2 separate regions of the Homo sapiens genome follow, and region 1 is linked to region 2. Evidence: read pairs that join two places in POLR2A ChIA-PET (ENCODE). Cell type or tissue: A673. All regions are shown on one strand. Each heading gives the region's core, and the rest is flanking DNA. Links, peaks and the distances in the headings are about the cores only. Region 1 overlaps FZR1 (fizzy and cell division cycle 20 related 1). Region 2 overlaps SH3GL1 (SH3 domain containing GRB2 like 1, endophilin A2).

What was found. ChIA-PET counts read pairs that join two places held together with the same protein. Peaks named below come from ENCODE experiments on the same cell type or tissue, not always from the same donor. Only the 100,000 strongest peaks of a DNase experiment are listed, where the experiment ranks them.
Region 1: POLR2A ChIA-PET joins it to region 2 with 6 read pairs; 2 of 35 experiments call an interaction of 5 or more read pairs at or near these places.

Annotation. Positions count from the first base shown.
Region 1 is chr19:3,516,080-3,521,390 of GRCh38, forward strand. The region is part of intron 1 of FZR1 (fizzy and cell division cycle 20 related 1); the gene reads left to right. LOC124904617 (a long non-coding RNA gene) reads right to left here. Exons shown (of 2, transcript XR_007067099.1): 2 at 2,084-5,024. Among named protein-coding and RNA genes, the nearest start is that of FZR1, 12 kb to the left of the region's middle. RefSeq lists enhancers at 35-861, 862-1,686, 1,967-2,769, 4,373-5,173. In A673, for the core only: no CTCF peak of the experiment used is centred there; no DNase peak of the experiment used is centred there.
Region 2 is chr19:4,376,493-4,381,853 of GRCh38, forward strand. The region is part of intron 1 of SH3GL1 (SH3 domain containing GRB2 like 1, endophilin A2); the gene reads right to left. Among named protein-coding and RNA genes, the nearest start is that of SH3GL1, 21 kb to the right of the region's middle. RefSeq lists enhancers at 1,078-1,810, 2,796-2,875, 3,336-3,385, 3,436-3,535. In A673, for the core only: no CTCF peak of the experiment used is centred there; a DNase peak (open chromatin) is centred at 3,160; H3K27ac peaks cover 1,738 bases.

The sequences.
Region 1 (5,311 bases), core at 312-5,311, 860 kb before region 2:
ACAGAGGATGTGCATTTTTTAAATTTTGGAAGCAGTTGCCAAATTGCCTTCCTTTGAAGCCGTAGCAGTTTGCAGCTTCTGCCAACCATGAGTGCGTGTGGCTGTCTCTCCCCACGCCTGGGATGGTGAGGCCGAGTCCCCCAGCCCACAGCCTCCCCCACCGTCTGACGGGCGGGAGGGTGGTGTCCTCGGTTGGATTGGCAGCTCCTGACTGCGAGGGAGGACTGGTCCTTTCCCAGTGCGGTTTGTTGGTGTCCTTTGCTACTTTGGGCTCTCCTGTGGGTGGCAGGTGCTTCCCTCAGTTTGTCATCTGTTTTTTAACTGTGTTGGTGGTGTGTCTGCCCTGCGGACTCCCAATTTTCCCGGTGTTGAATTCCACAGCCATGCCTCTTATGGCTCCTGGATTTTGTTCTTCCTGCAGCGCAGCTGAGCGAGGGGCTTAGAGGGGTCGCTGGGGGTCCCGGAGCTGAGCTGAGCACCGCTAGCAGCACCGGGCAAGTGTCCAGGTGAGGTGCCCCGGGAGGCCCCAGGCCCGGGATACAGGACCCTCCAGATCTCGGAGGTGGGAAGACAGTCTGCACACCCGTCTTGTGCACCCCTGCCCTCACTGCAGGGACAGACAGGAGCTGGGTCTCAGGCTGCTGGGCAGGCCTGGGCCCTGTGGTTTTGCCCACCAGCCTTGGGCAGCGTTGAGTGAGTTGTGTGGCCAGTAGACTGACAGCTGCTGCCCACCTGGCAACGTTTGGGCCATTGGCTCACGGCGTCTCTGTTGCCCCGGAGGGCTTGTCAGGTGCAGCCATGTGCTGCTGGGCAGCGATGTGTGCCAGGGGCCGTGTGCAGCTGCAGCTGGCGCCCGGTGTATTTGCTTTCAGTGCTGACTTCAGGGCAGCATCAGTGTTCTGGGGAAGTGGGGGATGATATTTTAGCCAATCACAACCAGACTCTGCCAGCAAGTGCCTCAGTGCACGCGGTTACCACCGCTGCTGCCAGTGACACTTGTTTACATTCTCTCATTCTGGAAAAATGCCAGCTGGGCGCGGTGGCTCACACCTGTAACCCCAGCACTCTGGGAGGCAGAGGCAGGCAGATTGCTTGAGCCCAGAAGTTCGAGACCAGCCTGGGCAACATGGGAAGCCTCCATCTCTACAAAAAATACAAAAAGTGGCTGGGTCTGGTGGAGTACACCTGTGGTCGCAGCTCCTCCAGAGGCTGAGGCAGGAGGATCACTTGAGTCTAGGAGGCAAAGGCTGCAGTAAGCCATAATTGCACCACTGCTCTCCAGCCTAGGTGACAGAGTGAGACCCGGTCTCAAAAATAAAAATCCTGGCTGGGCGCTGTGGCTCACACCTGTAATCCCAGCACTTTGGGAAGCTGAGGCGTGTGGATCACCTGAGGTCAGGAGTTCAAGACTAGCCTGACCAACATGATGAAACCCCCTCTCTACTAAAAATACAAAAAAATAGCTGGGTGTGGTGGTGAGTGCCTGTAATCCCAGCTACTTGAGAAGCTGAGGCAGGAGAATTGCTTGAACCCGGGAGGCAGAGGTTGCAGTGTGCCGAGATTGCACCACTGCACTCCAGCCTGGGCAAAAAGAGTGAGACTCTATCTCAGAAAAATAAATGAATAAAAATTTTAAAAAGATAAAAACTCCAGGGCGCTCCTGTTTGTCCACACTTAGGTCTCTGGAAATGAATTGCATCACCAAGGTCTCTGTGTGAAACAAGATAAACAAAAAAGGGTCATCTGAAATGCTGTGATTTGTAACTAAACAAAGTTCTTTTTTTTTTTTTTTCCTTCCTGAGACAGTGTCTTGCACTGTTGCCCAGGCTGGAGTGCAGTGGTGCGATCTCAGCTCACTGCAGCCTCCACCTCAGCCTCCTGAGTCCTGGGACTACAGATGTATGCCACCACACCCAGCTAACTGTTTCTTTCTTTTTTTTTTTTTTTTTTTTTGAGACAGAGTCTCACTGTGTCACCCAGGCTGGAGTGCAGTGGCACGATCTCTGCTCACTGCAACCTCCGCCTTCCAGGTTCAAGTGATTCACCTGCCTCAGCCTCCCTAGTAGCTAGGATTACAAGCATATGCCACCATGCCCAGCTAATTTTTATTTTTTAGTAGAGACGAGGTTTCACCATGTTGGCCAGGCTGGTGTCGAACTCCTGAGCTCAGGTGATCTGTCCACCTCAGCCCCCCACAGTGCCTCTGTTTGTATTTTTTGTAGAAACGGGGTCTCGCCATGTTGGCTGATCTCAAACTCCTGGTATCCTCCTGCTGTACCTGGCAGCTAAGTTCTTTAACGAGTAAGATTTGCATTACAAAGTTTTTCCATTGTTGGAGAAGGCCTAGCCAAGGGTGCTGAAAGTACAGAAGCCACAAAGGCTCCCACCAGGACACGGGAAGGGCTGGGCCCCACCTGCAAAGTCAGATCTGGAGCAGGGGCAGTGCTGGCATGGAATACAGTCCTGGAGCCGTTCCGCTTGTGCCCGCGCTCCTGTGCCCATGGGTCCCTCTGCGAGGTGCCAGGTCTTGGGGAGACTGTCCTGTGCTGGGATTTGAAGTCTGCTGGTGCCGTTGTCCATCTTGCTTTTACTTTGGCAGCTAGTTGTTGGGGGCCACTTTTACAAATGTACTTCCTTTAGCAGGCATGGTGGTGCATGTCTCTGGTCCTAGCTACTCAGAAGGCTGAGGTAGGAAGATAGCTGGAGCCCAGGAGGTGGAGGCTGCAGTGAACCATGATCAAACTACTGCATTCCAGCCTGGGCGACAGAGCGAGAGACCCTGTCTCCATAAAAAAAAGTGTTTCCTGGCAGCACATGCCACCACCTGGAATGCTTCTCCACCAGCTTGATTTTCTCCCACTACCTCCTCTGGTAGGGAGCTCACTCCAGTGGGTGGGTGGGGCTGTGGCCCTGTCATTGGGAGGGCTCTGTTCATGTGTGTTGGTCAATGAATGACCCTCCCCACCACATCCAACACAGGATGGGGCTGTCAGAAGTCAGGGGCCGTGGGGGCACAGAGAGGAAAGAGAGAGGGCAGGGCCCCCCATGCGAGGCTGGGCAGAGAGAGGGCCTCCAGGACCGTGGGGAGCATAAGTGTCTGGGGAAGCCCCGTCCACACCTGCCACCCTCTGAAACATTCAGTCACACCTGCAGAGTCCCTGCTGCCCTGCAAGGTGGCCTAGGCACAGGTCCTGGGGTCAGGACCCTACGCCCCTGGCAGTCCGGATCGTCTCTGCCCTGCGGCAGCCGCGTCTACGTGGTGAGTCGCCTGCTGGCTGCATGGGGCTTGTGAAGCCGCCAGTGCTGGGCGACCTGCATGGAGCCGACGGTGGTGGCTGATCTACCCCAAGGAGGGCGGAGGGCTGGCCTCCCTCTGGTCTCAGATTTGCTGGACTTGAACAAGTTCCTCGCCGCTTGGCTCTGGGACTCTTGGAGTCTGAGCAGGGGCTCCCTCACCCCTGCTCTGAAGCTCAGTGTTCGGGTCCTGCCTGGTTTTTGGTGTGCCAAGGGGTACAAGCTACTGTCTGGGCAATGCTGCCTGTGAAGCCGATGTTTCCAGCTGTCCTCCCCAACCATGGCCACAGCTGACGTCCTCTGTGGCTGCACGCACCACCTCTGCACAGCCTGGACTGAGCACTGCACTTCCGACGGAGACTCCCCCAGGAGCCCCTGCCCCCAGGGTGGGGTTTTCATGCCACAGTACTGCCTTTGCAAGTGGTCTCTGCTCCGCGGTTTCCTTTCTGTAAGTGCTGGAGGATCTGTGTAGATCCCCCTTCATCTGTGAATCGGTCCCGGGGGGCCCCACACCCACAGCTCTCCTGGGGCTCAGGATCTGCATAGATTCCCTGTTCATCTGCAGATCAGTCCCGGGGGGCCCCACACCCACAGCTCTCGTGGGGCTCAGGATCTGCGTAGATTCCCTGTTCATCTGCAAATCAGTCCCGGGGGGCCCCACACCCACACCTTTCCTGGGGCTCAGGTCTCTATAGACCCTCTGGCTCCAGGCTCGGGAAATTGTCCCCCAGAGGCTGTCTTCACTGGGGACAGATGCTTAGGCCTCTCCTCGTCCTGGGATGGCCAGTGCTGGCCCAGGAGTGGTCGGGTGTGGTGGGGACACATGGGCCTTTGGGGCTGCGGGAGGCAGCTGTGCCCTGTGGAGAACCGGTGGGGACTGTGGGTGGGGAGAGGCCATTCTGGGCGAGGGAGAAGGGGATGGGGAGGAGGCTGGTGACATGACCTGGCCCCAGTAGGGGGCAGGCTGGAAGGAGGGAGAGCTGCTGGCCATTGCTCTGTGGCCGCGTGGGCCACCCTTTGGGCCCATGTGCTTTGGGCTGAGCCATGTAGAGAACCCTGGGCCTTCTATGTGGTCGTGGGCATTGCTGCCCTGCACTCTGCCTTCGTGTCCTCATCTGCACAGGCGGTGGGCGCTGGCACCCGTCCATGAGGCCTTGCAGAGGGGACACGAGATAAGCCACGAAAACCCACTACCACAGGACTGTGGGCTGCATGCTCTTGTCCCTCAGAGCCTGACTGGCCCCATGTGGCCGAGCCAGGGACCACATGCGTCCCTTGACTGCGGGCCCAGTCAGCGCTGCCTGCGGGCTCTTGCAGAAGAAACAGCCCTGCGGTTGATCCTATCTCCAACCCCAGGCCGGGAGCTCGTCAGAGGCCACCTGGAGCTGTGGAGGTGGCAATCAGGCCAACCGCCTCAGTATCTCAGGACAGAGTGGTGCTCGGGATGACAGGAGCAGCACCAAACCCGCATGGGTCTGTCCCTACCTGGTGACGCAAGCCAGTGCATGCCTCAGGTGTCTGTTTCCTAAAAAGGCAGGTGTCGCCTCGGCCCTTCTGGTCTCCGTGAGTCAGCCTCCTCCAGGGCCCTCCCAGGTCTTTTGTGTCTGGTGTCTCTCACAGGGTGCAACGTCCTCAGGGCGTGTCCGCGCTGTGGCCTGGGTAGAGCCTTGCTCCTTTCATGGCTGGGTCGTGTTCTGGCGTGTGGAGGGCCGCGCTGGTTCGTCCCTCACCTGTTGATGCGTATGTAGGATTTTGCCGTCTTTTGGCTGTTGTGAATTGTGCGTCTGTGAGCATTTGTGTACCAGTTCCTGTGCCTTTCCCATTCTCCTGGGTGTGTATCTAGGAAGTGCTGGGTCATGTGGTGACTGTGGGTTTCTCTTGCGTAGACATAACTTTATCATCACTTAACATTAGTAGCAGAACGGGACTAAGCTTTCATCACTGACAGACTCTGTGTTTAACGATTGAGGAACTTACCTGCCAAAGAAGTCACCAGGGACTGGGGAGAGGGATGGGG
Region 2 (5,361 bases), core at 209-5,208:
GAGAAGCCTCCTCCCACAGGAAGCTCTCCTGATTGATCCCCATCACTGGTCTCCTCACCTTCTCCCAACACACCACTGATGCCTCCTCTCTCGTGCGCCTGCCCCTTCACACTTCATCTTACACCCCCATCTGCCTGGGCGGCCCCCCCATCTCCCCTCAGAGCTTTTGCTCTCGCTGTTCCTTCTCCCTCACTGAGCCTCCCTGGATCTTCCCATGCTGGGTCTTAGCCACCAGGGCTCTGTCCATCCAAATGTCCCCATGGCTGCAAGGCTGCCCCACCCTCCTGCTATCCTCACGGGGCCTCGCATTCCTCTTGCTTGCTTGTTTTCGGGTCCCCTGCTGTCCCGTCTCAGACACAGGAAGCACTCTCCAATGCTTAGCGCCCTAGAATAAAGGACCCCGGGCAACCTCTTGGGGGTCCTCGCCACATCCCACCCCTTGACAGCAGCTAAGCTCCGGGGGCAGCAACTCCCCGCAGTGACCCGGAAGGCAGCCAGATGATACTCCTCCCATCACCTTCCCTTTTGTGGCTCGTGGACGGTTCACCTGGGCTGACACTGATGGAGGCCGCCAGGCCCATTCCCAGCCTGGAGCTGGCTCCCTCCCCAGAGAGCTGCAAGGTTGGGAAAATTTGCAAAGAACAAAACGTGAGCTAGGCAGGCCTAGCCTGACTCACATCCTGGGGACCCAGCTACCACATTTGGGCAGTTTCTTATCCAGGAGGATGCCCGGGAACAGTGACAGGTCTGAGGTCTGGGCGGATAGGACACGGGAGAGGCAAGCACTGGAGGCCAAACAGAAACCGCCTAAATCCCTGCCTGGCTGCCAGCAGGGAGGAGGGCACTGAGGTTCTCTACAGAATGCGTGGTGGGCAGAGCTGTGAGCGGGCACTGAGGAATGTGCCTTCACCTGTCTCCTCTGCCTATCTGGCACACTTACACAGGGACACCAGGCTCTGGTGACAGGTGACTCATGCCCATGGTGGCCCACAGTCACGAAGACAGGTTTTCTGAGGTGTGGCTACCAAAAGCACCCAGGCCAGAAGTCATCCCGGGTGGCACGGGGCAGGGCAGGGGGTGGTGAGAGGCGGTCAGCAGCTCTGCACAGCCAGCCGCGCCTGTGCACTGGGGCCCTCTGCGAGCATTAGGTGCCAGCAGCTGTCACCTTGCAGTGGCCACTCCTGCCCCCTCGCCAGGTCACGTGCACTGGCTCTGGCGCATGGGTGCCCCTGGCCGCTCAGAGGCACTGCCTGCTCCTTACACAGTGATGTCGGTGGTGGAAACCCGGGCTGGGAATCTCAGAATTGCTGACCACGGCCTCAGCACAGAGGAAGCAGGCAAATGGCCCGAGTCCCCCCACCATCTCCCCTGCAGCGAGAAGACTGCAGCCTCTCCTGTCTGAAGACTCGCGTTTGGGTCCCGGGCCTGGGAGATTCTGGCGGGTGCAGCCTGCTTCCCAGGGCCCCTTCTGCCCCGCTGTGGCTCATCGTCCTTGGAGGGACACCACTCGGGACAGGCTCTCGTCGCCAACCCACCCCAAGTTCTCTGTCCTCAAACACAAGCTTCCTGCCAGCAGGGCCAGGCACAGGGACAGGGGTGGCAGAGGCAGCACAGGGCCTGGCACCCAGGTGGCGTCAGTCACTGAGTATATGGTGAGATAATAAATACTAGTTGTTGAGATAACAAATAAATAAGAAGCAGCCCTGCCCTCGGGAGCTCAGGTGTGCCAGTAACACATCAGAGCAAAGGTGTGCCGTAACGCCACGAGGCAAGCAGGCTGACGTGGGATTAGGGTGCCTGGATGGGCGACACCGGGACTGGATGTGGTTCCAGCTCTGCCGTTCGGGGCTGTGACTCTGAGCAGGAACACAAACCCCTCTGAGCCTCGGTTTTCTCAACCATCTCAGGCGTGGATGTGCTTTAGAAACTACACACCACCAGGCCAGGTGCGGTGGCTCACACCTGTAATCCCAGCACTTTGGGAAACCGAGACGGGCAGATCACCTGAGGTCAGGAGTTTGAGACCAGCCTGACCAACAGGGAGAAACCCCATCTCTACTAAAAATACAAAAATTAGCTGGGCATGGTGGTGCATGCCTGTAATCCCAGCTACTTGGGAGGCTGAGGCAGCAGAATCGCTTGAACCCGGGAGGCGGAGGTTGTGGTGAGCTGAGATCGCGCCATTGTACTCCAGCCTGGGCAACAAGAGTAAAACTCTCTCAAAAAATAAAAATAAAAAAAACAGAAACCATACACCACCCTACGATCCTAGGCTACTGTGCACTGAGCAACTGAGTCCCGAGGAATGATGGGTGTGGGGCCGGCCAGGGGTTTCACCTCCGCCCCACGACACTGCCTCTGAGCCCAGTTTTTCTGGAGCAAGAGGCTTCATGCAGGCCCTTAAGAAGAAGAAGAAAAGGAACACACCTTACCTGAGTCACACCCATCTCCAAGGGACCCTGGTGAGGCACTCACAGGACCACGCACACCAGGAAAAACTGGCTACAGCTGGCTGATCGTGCACGAAATCTCATGTTGCGCCCAGAGCGCCTCCAGATCAGCCACAGAGTCAAGTCCCGGTTCCAAAATGCTCACAGCACGGGACATATTTGTCAATGGCCGTGACACAAATTCTGAGGTTCTACTGGCGGACGAGGGCGGGAGGAAAGAAGCAAAGGACTGCCAGGCTTGGTGGCTCATGCCTGTAATCCCAGCACTTTAGGAGGTCAAGGAAGCAGATCACCTGAGATTGGGAGTTCAAGACCAGCCTGGCCAACATGGTGAAACCCCAGGCATGGTGGCTCATGCCTGTAATCCCAGCTACTTGGGAGGCTGAGGCAGGAGAATTTCTTGAACCCAGCAGGTGGGGGTTGCTGTGAGCCAAGATCACACCACTGCACTCCTGCCTGGGTGACAGCGCAAGATGCTGTCTCAAAAAAAAAAAAAAAATAAAGCAGCAAAGGACCAAGAGAGAAAATGACTCAACTTAAAAAGAAGGTTGGTAGAAAATTCCCCACATCCCTGACACACACCTGCTGCTGTCTCACACCCCAGGCAGCTGCCACAGCCGCTGCGCCCTCTCTCCTGTTTCCCAATCAACCTGCATTCCTGTCTTCCTACCAGCTGGGAACTTGGCACAGCTGCCCATCCTGAACGCAACTCCTTCCCTGGGGATGTCCCGCCCTCCCTGCACCTCTGCACACCCACGCTCTTCCTGCCTTCGAGAACGTGCCTCTGTGCATGGGCGAGCCTGTGGCCGTGACTGTGACCCCTCACTGCCAGGATGGCTGCTGCTGCGACGTCAACACAAAGCACGCCGCTCTGCCTTGTGCTTACTTGTATTTTGGGGGGAAAGCAGCCCTGCCCCCCAAGGCTTGCTTCTCTGTTGTCATCGCCCCAAAGGACAAGGGACTGGTGCTGCCACTTCCTGAGCTACGAGCAGTAAGAATATTCAAATCTCTCCCACCCTGCCATCATGGTCTGGTAGCCAGGCTCCTCCCAGGGTGGCTTCCACTTCCCTGGAAGGACTGGCCCCACGGATGCTGCATGGGCTCAGGTTGGAGGGGAAGGACACGGCAGGGCAGACCCATGCTGCTGGGGCCCCAGTGCTGGGGGCCTCCCTCCAACACCTGCCTAAGGGATGCCCAGGGCAGGGCTCTCTCCCTGCACCGGAAACTCTCCCTCCTTTCCTTGCTTCTTCCTACATCCAAATTCTGCCCATTCTTCAAAGCCACGGTCTGGAGCCATCACTGAGGTCCAAGTCAGGCTGAATGAGTATTTACCTGTGCCAGGTACAGTGGAAAAGGAAAGACACGTAACCCAGGCTCGCACACACACAAGAACCTAAGGCCCTATGACAGACAGGACGCCAGCGGGGAGGGGCCGCTTCCTCCTTGCGGGGAGGGAGCCAGGGTGAGGCAGGAAGGAGGTGGCCGTGGCCGTGGGCTTTTAAGGATGGGTGGGATCTGGGAGCACGCAGGAGAGAGGGCATGACATGAGCCTGCAGCAGTGAGGCTGGCTTGGAAACATGCCCAGGACAAGGTTTGGAAGTGCCCGTTTGGAAGATGTGGGAGGGCGTCACGGGTGGGTATCTGGCTCCAGCTCTTGGACTGGAAAAAACGTGCGTCAAACTCATGAATTGTCAACTGTCTTCAGGACAGTCGGCGGTTTTGAACATGATCTGCTCTGGTGTTTCTGGGGTGTGTGGTCCCCTCAGGCTTAGACGGGCAATAGCATGTTCTGTGTAAACCTGAATGAGGGGACGGTTTTCAAAATCCAAGTTAAGTAACGGGGACTGAATTTTCTATCAGTCCACTAGCTTTTAAGTCACCAAGGTGGGATTCCAGAGGCCAGGGAACAACTTCTGCGAAGTTGAAGATTAGTTCCACAGAGTGTCACAGCCAAGGAAGGCTGGATGGAACCCCAGCTCTTAGCAGGGCACCTCAAGCCAACATGGCAAAGTGAACCGGTCCTATTTCCTTGTTGATTTCAGGGATGAGAGCTAACAGAGGAAAAAACAACTCTGTTTCCCCACCGGCCTCCTCTCCCTCTCTCTGTTCCCCCAGCCTCTCTGTCCCCCTGCCTCTCTCTGTCCCCTCTCTCTGTCCCCTTTGCCTCTGTCCCCCTGCCTCTCTCTATCCCCCTGCCTCTCTGTTCCCCTGCCTCTGTCTCCCCTGACTCTCTCTGTCCCCCTGCCTCTCTCTCCCATCTCTCTCTGTCCCCTCTGCCTCTGTCTCCCATCTCTCTCTGTCCCCTCTGCCTCTCTCTGTCCCCCTACCTCTGTCTCCCGTCTCCCTCTGTCCCCTCTGCCTCTCTCTGTCCCCCTATGTCTCCCGTCTCTCTGTCCCCTCTGCCTCTCTCTGTCCCCTCTGCCTGTCTCCCATCTGTCCCCTCTGCCTCTCTCTGTCCCCCTACCTCTGTCTCCCCTCTCTCTGTCCCCTCTGCCTCTCTGTCCCCCTACCTCTGTCTCCCATCTCTCTGTCCCCTCTGCCTCTCTCCGTTCTCCTGCCTCTGTCTCCCCCGCCTCTCTGTCCCCCTGCTTCTCTGTCTCCCGTCTCTGTCCCCCTGCCTCTCTCTGTTCCCCCTGCCTCTCTCTGTCTACCCTGCCTCCGTCTCCCCTGCCTCTGTCTCCCCTGTCCCTCTCCACCCCCTCTGCCTCTCTTCATTTCCCCCGCCTCTCTGTCACCCCCCACACGCCTTTTTTTTTTTTTTTTTTTTTTGAGACAGAGTCTCGCTCTGTTGCCTAGCTGGAGTGCAGTGGCGCGATCTTGGCTCACTGCAAGCTCCACCTCCCGGGTTCACAACATTCTCCTGCCTCAGCCTCCCGAGTAGCTGGGACTACAGGCACCCGCCGCCACGCCC